Linked DNA regions of Homo sapiens: region 2 is linked to region 1. The links are chromatin contacts, found by Hi-C or POLR2A ChIA-PET in ENCODE. All regions are on one chromosome and are shown on one strand. The core of a region is the stretch at or near the end of the contact, and the rest is flanking DNA. Distances in the headings are between cores, read along the strand shown.

What was found. Hi-C counts contacts between places; a loop is a spot of excess contacts on that map. ChIA-PET counts read pairs that join two places held with the same protein, here RNA polymerase II (POLR2A).
Region 2: POLR2A ChIA-PET joins it to region 1 with 12 read pairs in naive thymus-derived CD8-positive, alpha-beta T cell. The contact joins two enhancer-like sites. A Hi-C loop is called at or near these places in 1 of 168 maps with a recorded cell type or tissue (CD8-positive, alpha-beta T cell). POLR2A ChIA-PET finds 5 or more read pairs at or near these places in 4 of 52 experiments (AG04450, Caco-2, GM12878 and 1 more).

The regions. Positions count from the first base shown.
Region 1 is chr11:10,733,591-10,738,357 of GRCh38, forward strand. No RefSeq gene overlaps it. Among named protein-coding and RNA genes, the nearest start is that of CTR9, 15 kb to the right of the region's middle. Within about 2 kb of position 2,266, at least 21 of the 41 ENCODE cell types and tissues checked have a DNase peak (open chromatin) inside an H3K27ac peak, as active enhancers do.
Region 2 is chr11:10,822,883-10,827,649 of GRCh38, forward strand. LOC101928053 (a long non-coding RNA gene) reads left to right here. Exons shown (of 3, transcript NR_120540.1): 3 at 1-49. Among named protein-coding and RNA genes, the nearest start is that of EIF4G2, 16 kb to the left of the region's middle. Within about 2 kb of position 2,174, at least 2 of the 41 ENCODE cell types and tissues checked have a DNase peak (open chromatin) inside an H3K27ac peak, as active enhancers do.

The DNA of each region.
Region 1 (4,767 bases), core at 1,016-3,515:
CTGGAAGGGCAACCACAAACTTTAGAGCCAAGAAGCCCTGGCTTGGAAGCCCAGTTCCACCCCTTTGTAGCTGAGTGGGTGATTCTGTCTCTGAGCCTCATTCATAATCTGTAAAATGGGGAAAGCAATGCTCACTTTTTAGGGTGCTTAATTCACTCATTAAATGAATACATTTAAATATATATAATATATACTGATATAATTGAATATATTATATATATAAATAATAATCCTGTGCCCTGAGAGCCACCATGTCAGCCTAGGTTTCCTGCTCTTTGAAATTTCCAAACATTGGCTGGAATCTCATCTTGGCCTCTGCAAGGAACAAGATCTATTTAGAGATTTGTTACAGATTTCAATTGTGTCACTTTCCTTTTTAAGGCAAAGCGGCTACAGTGGGCCATGGTTTTAAATACTATTTTCTTCTTCTCTGTTATATGCATAAGGCTCCAAGAACTGTGTCAGGTGCATGCGGTTACTTTGAGGACCAAGAGGACAAAGGAGGGGGAGGAAGGAGCAGTCCTCCTTAAAGAGGAGGCTGGACCCCTCCTGGGCTTTCCCATAAAAAAGTTCTGGGAGCAGTAGATCCATTCTGAGATTTTCAGGTATAAGAAACAGAAAATGGCCGGGCGCAGTGGCACCCACCTGTAATCCTAGCTATTCAGGAGGCTGAGGTGGGAGGATTGCTTGAGCCCATGAGTTTGAGCCTATAGTGAGCTATGATCATACCACTGCACTCCAGTCTGGGTGACACAGTGAGATGAAAGAAAGGAAGGAAGGAAGGGAGGAAGGGAAAGAAAATCCAACTTGAATGCCTTAAACAACCAAAACAATGTATTGGTTTACAAAATCTAAAGTTTAGAGGTAACGTGGGCTTCTGGCACGGGCTGTTGAGAGCTCCCAGTGTTTTGGGGGCTGCAACTCTGCTTGTCTGAAAGTTTCTCACCTCTGCCTCCCAGTCAGCTTTTTCTAAACCAGCCTTTCCTTGAGGTAGCACAAGGCAGCTGACAGCGTCCAGGGCTCAGCGCTTCCTCACTCATGTCTGGGGGATCAGTGTGGTTGTATGCCCACCCCTAAAACAATCGCAGTGGCCAAGGGAATGCCAAGGGGGCAGGGATTATGTTGATGGGTTTAGGCCAATTGGAACTGACCCCTGAAACTAAGAGTTGGTTTGATCCTAGACTTAAACCACAATAGGATGGGGGAACCTGCAATGGCAACTGCAGATATTCACCCCAAAGACCCTTCTTCAGTGTGGGTGTGGGTGTGGGTGTATTGTGTTGTGTCAGTGTGTATGTGTGATGTGTCAGTGTGTGAGGTGTGTGTTTGTGGGTATGAGAGTGTATTGTACACATGATGTGACTGTGTAAGCATGTATGTTGTGATTGTGCATATAAGTGTGTGTGTATGTTTGTATTAGTTGAGAAGACCATATGCTGGACTAAGTGTGCCTTGCATTATTTTTTAAAATTTTATTTTATTTTATTTTATTTCAATAGTTTTTGGGGTATAGGCGGTTTTTGGTTACATGGATAAGTCCATCAGTGGTGATTTCTGACATTGTATTGCACCCGTCACCCCAGCAATGTACACTGTACCCAATATGTAGTCTTTTATCCCTACTCCCCTCCCAACCTTCCCTCCACCCCCACCAGTCCCCATTGTCCATTATATAATTCTTGTTGGGGCCTTCCATTCTGACTCTGCTGCTACCACCTTGCTGGCCCCCAAGGGTCTCCCCCATCCCCCAACCCTCGCCCCCGTTTATGAGCAAAATCCCTTTTCCCCTAAGCATAGATGATAGGGTGGAAATTTTAACAACTTTCCTAACGAAAAAGGAGAAGAGAAAGGAAATCCATTCAGAGAGCATAAGAAACCTAGAAAATCATTTCTGACAATGTATGTCCCTGAACCAATTATGACCTCCTATTTCCCCCACTCAGCTGTCTCAGAGCCTTCCCAGCTCCCTGCCTGGCGCTAACTGCTGGAGGCCACCCTAGGACGTTTGTCCCCTAGCAGCCAAGGCCAAAAATCTCATTTGCACATTTGTACTCACCATTCCACCTCAGGGCCCTCCGTCACCCCCACCCCCGTCCTCTGTCCTCTCCTCCCGCCTCCTTGGAGAAACTTAGTGACATTTCCAACAAGGGCCCCACGGTAAGAAAGACGGCTTCCTTATACTCTGTGGTGAGGATCAGCACATGTAAACACAAATAGGAACGTTGCCTCAAGCGCTCCATCAGCGCACTCTAGAGTCCTACAAAGGATTAGACAAAACAAGGTCATCTCCCCGAGTCCCAGCCCAGTGCCTGGCCGCCCACCCCTTGCTCCGCCCAGGGCCTGCTCCCTCCGGTGATCCCAGTCCAGTGCAGCCCTCTGCTGCCCTCTGCTGGGCCCTTGCCTACACAGCCCCGGGGCTCACCAGCCACCAAGAACACCGGGGGCTCTTGGCCAACCTTTTCATGTTCCTCTGTGATCTGGAGGCTGGAACAGGTTCACCAATACTTTCACCCACCCATCACTTCTCAGTGTGCTGGAACCTGTGAACGGTTTCCTAGTCGTTCAGAGTCTCATGTCCTCGATTTTTTTTTAAAGCAAAACAGAGGTTATAATCCCTACCTCACAGGACCAGGGTGAAGATTAAAAGGGCTTATTCATTCATTTATGAGTCATATGTTTATTGCACCTCTACTATTTGCTAGGCACTGGGTTGGTACTAAGGATACAAAAAGAAACTATCCTTGCCCAAATGGCGCTCACTGTTCTGTATACACAAATACACAGTTGTGAATCATGATAAAGGAACTCAGTAAGATGCTGGGATAGACTAAGACAAGGGGAAGCTTCAGGGAAGATAAGGAGGCAACTTAAGCATGAACACGAGTCACATCCAAGGGATAAGGGGTTTGGGGTGGGTATTCCAGGGAGAGGCACAAGAAGGCTGTCGTGAAGGTCCCAGAAAAGGTGATAGAGGTAGGGAGTAGCTATAGCTGGAGGTTAGCCAGAGGGGGCAGGGCCTCGATGAGAATGGAAAGGGATTTGGACTCTATTCTAAGTGCTGTGGGAGCCATGGAAGGGTTGAGAAGTGGGGTTGTGAGGCGTTGGCTCACACCTGTTATCCCAGCAGCTTGGTAGGCCGAGGTGGGCAGATCACCTGAGGTCAGGAGTTCGAGACCAGCCTGGCCAATATGGTGAAACCCCCGTCTCCACCAAAAAAATTAAAAAATTAGCTGGGCATGGTGGCATGTGCCTGTAGTCCCAGCTACTCAGGAGGCTGAGGCAGGAGAATTGCTTGAACCCAGGATGGGGAGGTTGCAGTAAGCCAAGATCACTTCACATCACTGAGTGACAGAGGGAGACTCCGTCTCAAAAAAAAAAAAAAAAAAAAAAAGGCCCGGCATGGTAACTCACACCTGTAATCCCAGCACTTTGGGAGGCCAAGTCAGGCAGATCATGAGGTCAGGAGTTTGAGATAAGCCTAGCCAACATAGTGAAACCCCGACTCTACTAAAAATATAAAAAATTAGCCAGGCGTGGTGGCAGACACCTGTAATTCCAGCTACTCAGGAGGCTGAAGCAGGAGAATCGCTAGAACCCGGGAGGTGGAGGTTGCAGTGAGCAGAGATCATGCCATTGCACTCCAGCCTGAGTGACAGTGTGAGACTCAATCTCAAAAAAATAAAAATAAAAATTTAAAAAAAGAAGAAGTGGGATTTGGAGATCATGCCCTCCAGCTCTCCGTACCACACCAGCTCACCAGTGTCCTGCAGACTTCTTCACCTCCACCCATCTCGAAATGCTGATGCTCCTCTGGGCCTGGTCCTGGGCCCTCTTTTCTTCTCTCTCCACACTCTACTTCTCCTCCATCATCTCCTGCATTCCTGTGATTTTGAATAACATTCCTATTTGGATTGGTGTCTCCACCTAGACCCCTCCTTCTGGCTCCAGATCCACACATATCAAAGAACCACCTGCCCACTCTCAGCTTTTGGATTTCCCAGATCTGTCAAACTTAGTGTCTCAACCCTGATTTAATCCTGGCTCTGTCACTCCCAAACCTGCCTTCCCCATCTCAGCAAATGTATCACTTGCTCACTTGCTGAGACTTTATAATATAGATAAGCCCAAATATTTACACATTTACGCACACACACACGTTTTTTTGTGGAGACAAGGTCTTGCTAAGTTGTCCAGGCTGTTCTCAAACTCCTCAGCTCAGATCATCCTCCTGCCTCTGCCTCCCAGAGTGCTAGGATTGTGGGTGTGACCCACTGCATCCAGCCGATGATATTTTTTAAAGTTCCACATCTGTCCCCTCCACCTCCACATAACAGCCAGAGTGACGATGTCATCCTCTGGGAAATTGGAGTATGTCAGTTTCCTACTTCAAATTCATTAACTGCTTCCCTTTGTGCTTAGGACAAAACCAAGCTCCTTACCATGGTCTACGAAGTCCTACAAAATCTGGCCTAGCTTCCCCATCCCATTTCACATCCTTCTCTCCCTCGTTTAATGTGCTCACCACTGGCCTTTTTTTCGTTTAACCTCCTGTATGCATGCCAAGCTGTTTTCTTCCTCCAGCTCTTGTACATGCAGCTTCCTCTACCTGGAATGCTCCTGCCTCATCTCTGTAAAGCTGGTTACTTCCTACTCTTCAAACGTCAGCCTACCTGTCACCTAGTCAACAAGATCTTCTCCATTTGCCCCATCCAAAGTATGTCCACTTCCAGGTCTACCCTGATATCAAAACATATTTTGAAACTCCAT
Region 2 (4,767 bases), core at 924-3,423, 89 kb after region 1:
GCATCTCTTCATCTGTATCCTTTGTAATAAAATAAATTGGTAAACATGTTTCCCTGAGTTCTGTGAGTCACTATAGCCAATTAATTGAACCCCAAGAGGGATTGTGGGAACCCCAACTTGAAGCCAGTTGTCAGAAGTTCCAGAGGCCCCAGACCTGTGACTGGTGTCTAGCAGTGTTGGGAGAGGGAAAGAGGACAATCTTTGGGGGGCTGAGCCCTTACCCTGTGGGATCAGACACTATTTCCAGGTAGATAGTGTTGGAATTGAATTGGAAGACATCCAGTCAGTGTTTGTTGCCAAACTGATTGCTTGCTTGTTGCTAGGGAGAAATCCCCACATAGTTTGGGGTCACAGAAGTCTTCTGTGCTGATTGATGGTTCTTGTGCTGGCATGAGAGCAGAGAAAAATCAGTTTGAGGGTTTTTCCAAAACACTTGGCTATAAAAACACACTGTTCTGGTTGACAGTTACATTTTATTGTGACTGATTAGATAAAAGGTGGAGAAAAAGAGAACATTTGTGAACCAACAAGGAACTCAAAACAGAAAGCAAAAATACTACGGTAAAACAATGTCACCCAATGCTGTCTCGGAGACTAATCTTGGCCCTAGAGCACTGCACATCTCCATTATCACATTTCTACAGTGGAGCCTAGGGCCTCTAACTACTTCCCTCCCTTAGAAGAGAAAGTGCCTGTCAGAATATACAAATATACAAATATCCCTCCATTTTGGGGGGAGAATGGTAAACCAAACAAAGAACTGTCTTTTATTTTTAGTTAATTCACTGTATCTTTTTAAATTCTTTTTTCTGTCTCAAGCATCATTTTTACTAGAACTTCATGTTTTTTTAGATAGTGTTCTTATTCTTTTCTGGACAGAACATTTTAAAAGTCTGTGTCTCCTTTTTGCATTCTTTCACCGTGATCACAAGTCAGATATAAAATCCAGCTGGATCTGGCTAACAACTGTTGAGAAACGGACTTAAATGAAGACATTTCAATGGTAAATTCGGTGATGTCTTTCTGGTTACAGCTCACCTTTCTACATTTATGTGTAGCCCAAAGGCAAACACATATATACTGACAAACCACCAAAACAAAACCAGAGTAGGGGCAGGGGGCAGGGGCTCACGCCTGTACTCAAAGGGATACCAAGATTGGAGGAAGGCTTGAGCCCAGGAATTTGAGGCCAGCCTGGGTAACATAGCAAGACTCCGTCTTTACCTATATATACACATGTATTTCATATAAAAGCCGGATGGGGGTGGAACAGAGTCATCATTTCAAGGTCTGAAGTTATGATTTCTGAGAACTTGGAGAACTGAGAATTTAGGAAAAAGATAAGGTATGCAGGAAAATAGGAAAAGATATAATTTTGACAATCTGATAAGGGAGACAAAGATGATCATGATTGATGTTTACAGCATGTGCTTCTGATCTTTTGAAGAAGAGAGAATATAAGATAATATTAGAAGTCAAAGGGCAAATGTTCTTTCTTGCATTCAAGAGTCAATAGAGGCAACAGTAAAGAACTACTTTTTTTAAGAGATGGGGTCTGGCGATATTGCCCAGCCTGGTCTTGAACTCCAGGGCTCAAGCAATCCCCTCACTTCAACATCCCAAAGTGCTGGGATTACAGACGTGAGCCACCTCATCTGGCCTATAAATGATTATTTAAATAAAAAGCTACTCCTTTGCCATCATTACTATCTATAAACCAAATGTTGCTCATTGAAGTTAGCATTAGTTTTTGCTTCATCTCTATGTTCTTCCCAGCATAGTGTGTGATACATTATGGTCATTCAATAAACATTTGTTAAATTATTAGGGTGGTAGAAGTGACGTGGGTCTCTCTCCAACAAGATCATGGGTGAACTCATAATCAATAAACACTAAGTGCTTACCATCTTTTATACTTTTCTAAGTGTTTTACATGTATACACCACCACAGGAGATGGTTGATATTACTATTCTCTCTTTACAGACAAGGAAGCTGAGGCACAGAGAAATGAGTACATGACAGAGTTGGGATTTGAGACTAGGCAGTATGGGTTATAGAGCCTATATGCTATACTAGCACTCATACGATCTCAAGTCAATCAGAAAAATGCCCCAGGATAACTCCACAATACATTAAACCAGAGCTAGATATCTGCCCGACCCAAGAACCAAAAACAGGAAGTGTCACACTAGGCTGGAGAGTCACTATACACGTATAAATTGGCAGTGGGCTAATAGTAAGCCAGGAATCAGGTAGGGCCTCTGCTAGCCTGTAGACTGGGGCAAACTCACTCACCAATACCCAAAGCTTGTTTAGTGGATATGGTACAGTAGATTTCAGAAGATCTTAAACCCTTCACTGGGTGCCTTTATGCTATGCAAAAATTGCAGAGAGTGTAAGCAAGAGCGAGACCAAGAAGAGAAGGAGGAAGAGAAAGATTAAAAGCCAAGGACAAAAATAGGCATGGGAGGGAGATGGGGGTGAGGAACAGATGGATCCAGAAGGCCAAGTTCAGAAATTGATAAATCAATTGTGGTCACACCATGCTTCAATCAAGAGAATTTTAAAACTTCCCCCTAACTCCACCCATCAAATCCTGCTCCTAAAAAGCCTGTTCCTTTTGATCAAAGGAATAATATAAATACTGACAAGTAACAATAAACGTGGCCTATTATTTTTATTTTTCATTTATCATTTTTTTTAGAGACAGCATCTTTCTCTGTTGCTCAGGTTGGAGTGCAATGGCATGTTCATAGTTCACTATACCTTCAAACTCTCAGGCTCAAGGGATCCTCCTTCCTCAGCCTTCTGAGTAGCCAGGGCCACAGGTACACGCCACCACACCCAAACTGAGAATATGCCTTAAAAAAAACAAAAAAAAAAACCAAAAAAAACAAGAAAAACACCTCTCTGTTACGGTCTGAAAGCTTGTGTCTCCCCTAAATTCATACGTTGAAATTCTAACCCCCAAGCTGACTGTATTAAGAAATGGGGGCCCTTAGTGGGAGGTAATTAAATCCTGAGGACAGAACCCTCATCAATGGGATTAATTATCTCATGAAAGAGGCCCGAGGTGCTTGTTTGCTCCTTCTGCCATGTGAGGGTACATCAAGAAGGCACAATTTATGTATCAGAACAAGGGCCCTCATCAGACACTGAATCTGTTGGTGTTTTTTTTTTTTTTTCTTTGAGATGGAGTCTCACTCTGTAGCCCAGGCTGGAGTGCAGTGGCATGATCTTGGCTCACTGCAACCTCTACCTCCCAGGTTCAAGCGATTCTCCTGCTTCAGTCTCCTGAGCAGCTGGCATTACAGGCGCCCACCACCATGCCCAGCTAATTTGTTTTGTATTTTTTGTAGAGATGGGGTTTCACCATGTTGGCCAGGCTGGTCTCAACTCTTGACCTCAAGTGATCCACCCACCTCAGCTTCCCAAAGTGCTGGGATATAGGTGTGAGCCACACGCCCAGCCTGTTGGTGTTTTTATTTTGGATTTTCCAGCCTCCAAAACTGCCAAAACTAAATTACTGCAGCTTAAAAGCTACCTGTTTTATGGTATTTTGTTATAGCAGCCTGCACAGACTAATGCACTTTCAAACCAATCCTTTATAACAGAGACTAGACTAGCAGGTGGAGTGATATATTGATATATGAAATTTAGCTTGACTTTAATTAAAAATTTTTAATTTGGCATAATAATCTCTCCAAGGGAGATTATTAGGAAGAAATGGTACTGATTAGACAAAAGTAGTACACAATTTTTTCCTCACTGACTAAAGATGCTTGCCATTTTCACTGGTCCCACTACTACAGATAGATGCACAGAAAGATAAACTGCTAATAGGCACAAGGAGAAGAGTAAGAACAACAGTTCATCCAAAAAAAAAAAAAAAAAAAAAAAAAAAGGCCCATCATCCCATTCCTGTGCAATTTCTCCCAGGACTTACATACCTGAGACCTCAGGGAAGAAAGGGGACAAGGGAAGAGCACACTAGGTGAGTGGCAGCATCGAGCAGGATGTGGAACAGACATCATGAGCCTGGGCATTAATCAGTATGTGTCAGAACAGAAAGCTATACTGAAAAAAATAAATTTTATTAAATAAATCTGTATTTTTGAAATTTGAATTTTCTTTTTTGTAGTTTGTTTAACTTCCTTTTGGAATCCATAATGTTTTAATAAAACTCACTTTGAAAAAAATCTCAAATACACTAACAAGGGAAATACATTTTGTTATTTACAAATATGGGCCAGGGAGAAATGTGAGACAGTGTAACTTGGGGCCAGGCACAGAGTTATTCATTTATTCAATAAATATTTACTGAATGCCTACTATGTGCCAGGCATTATGCTAAGATGCTGGGGATATACCTAGTAATGAAGAAGGAAGAAATTGTCTCTGCCTACATGTAACTAAAAGTCCTTGGGAGAAGAAAGATAGTGAAAAATAAATCCAAATGCGATGTGTTATGAAAGAGGAAGTATAAAGTGCCATGAGTATGAGTGGAAAGAGCAGTTAAAGGTGAGCAGAGGAGCAGCTCTCAGTGGAAAGAAATCAAAAGCTAAGATAAAAACCAGTAACACTCTGGATGGGTGGGAATAGATTGAAATCCATAAAGCCAAAGAGATTTGAATTACTTGACTTCAAATAGGTTGAATATTTCAGTAAGGTAAGGACTCTATTCTTTTTCTTTCTCGGCCTTTGTCCAGAGAGTGGGAAAAGTTTGAAAGATTTGGTCTGAATCCAGGTTTTAAAAATTATTTTTA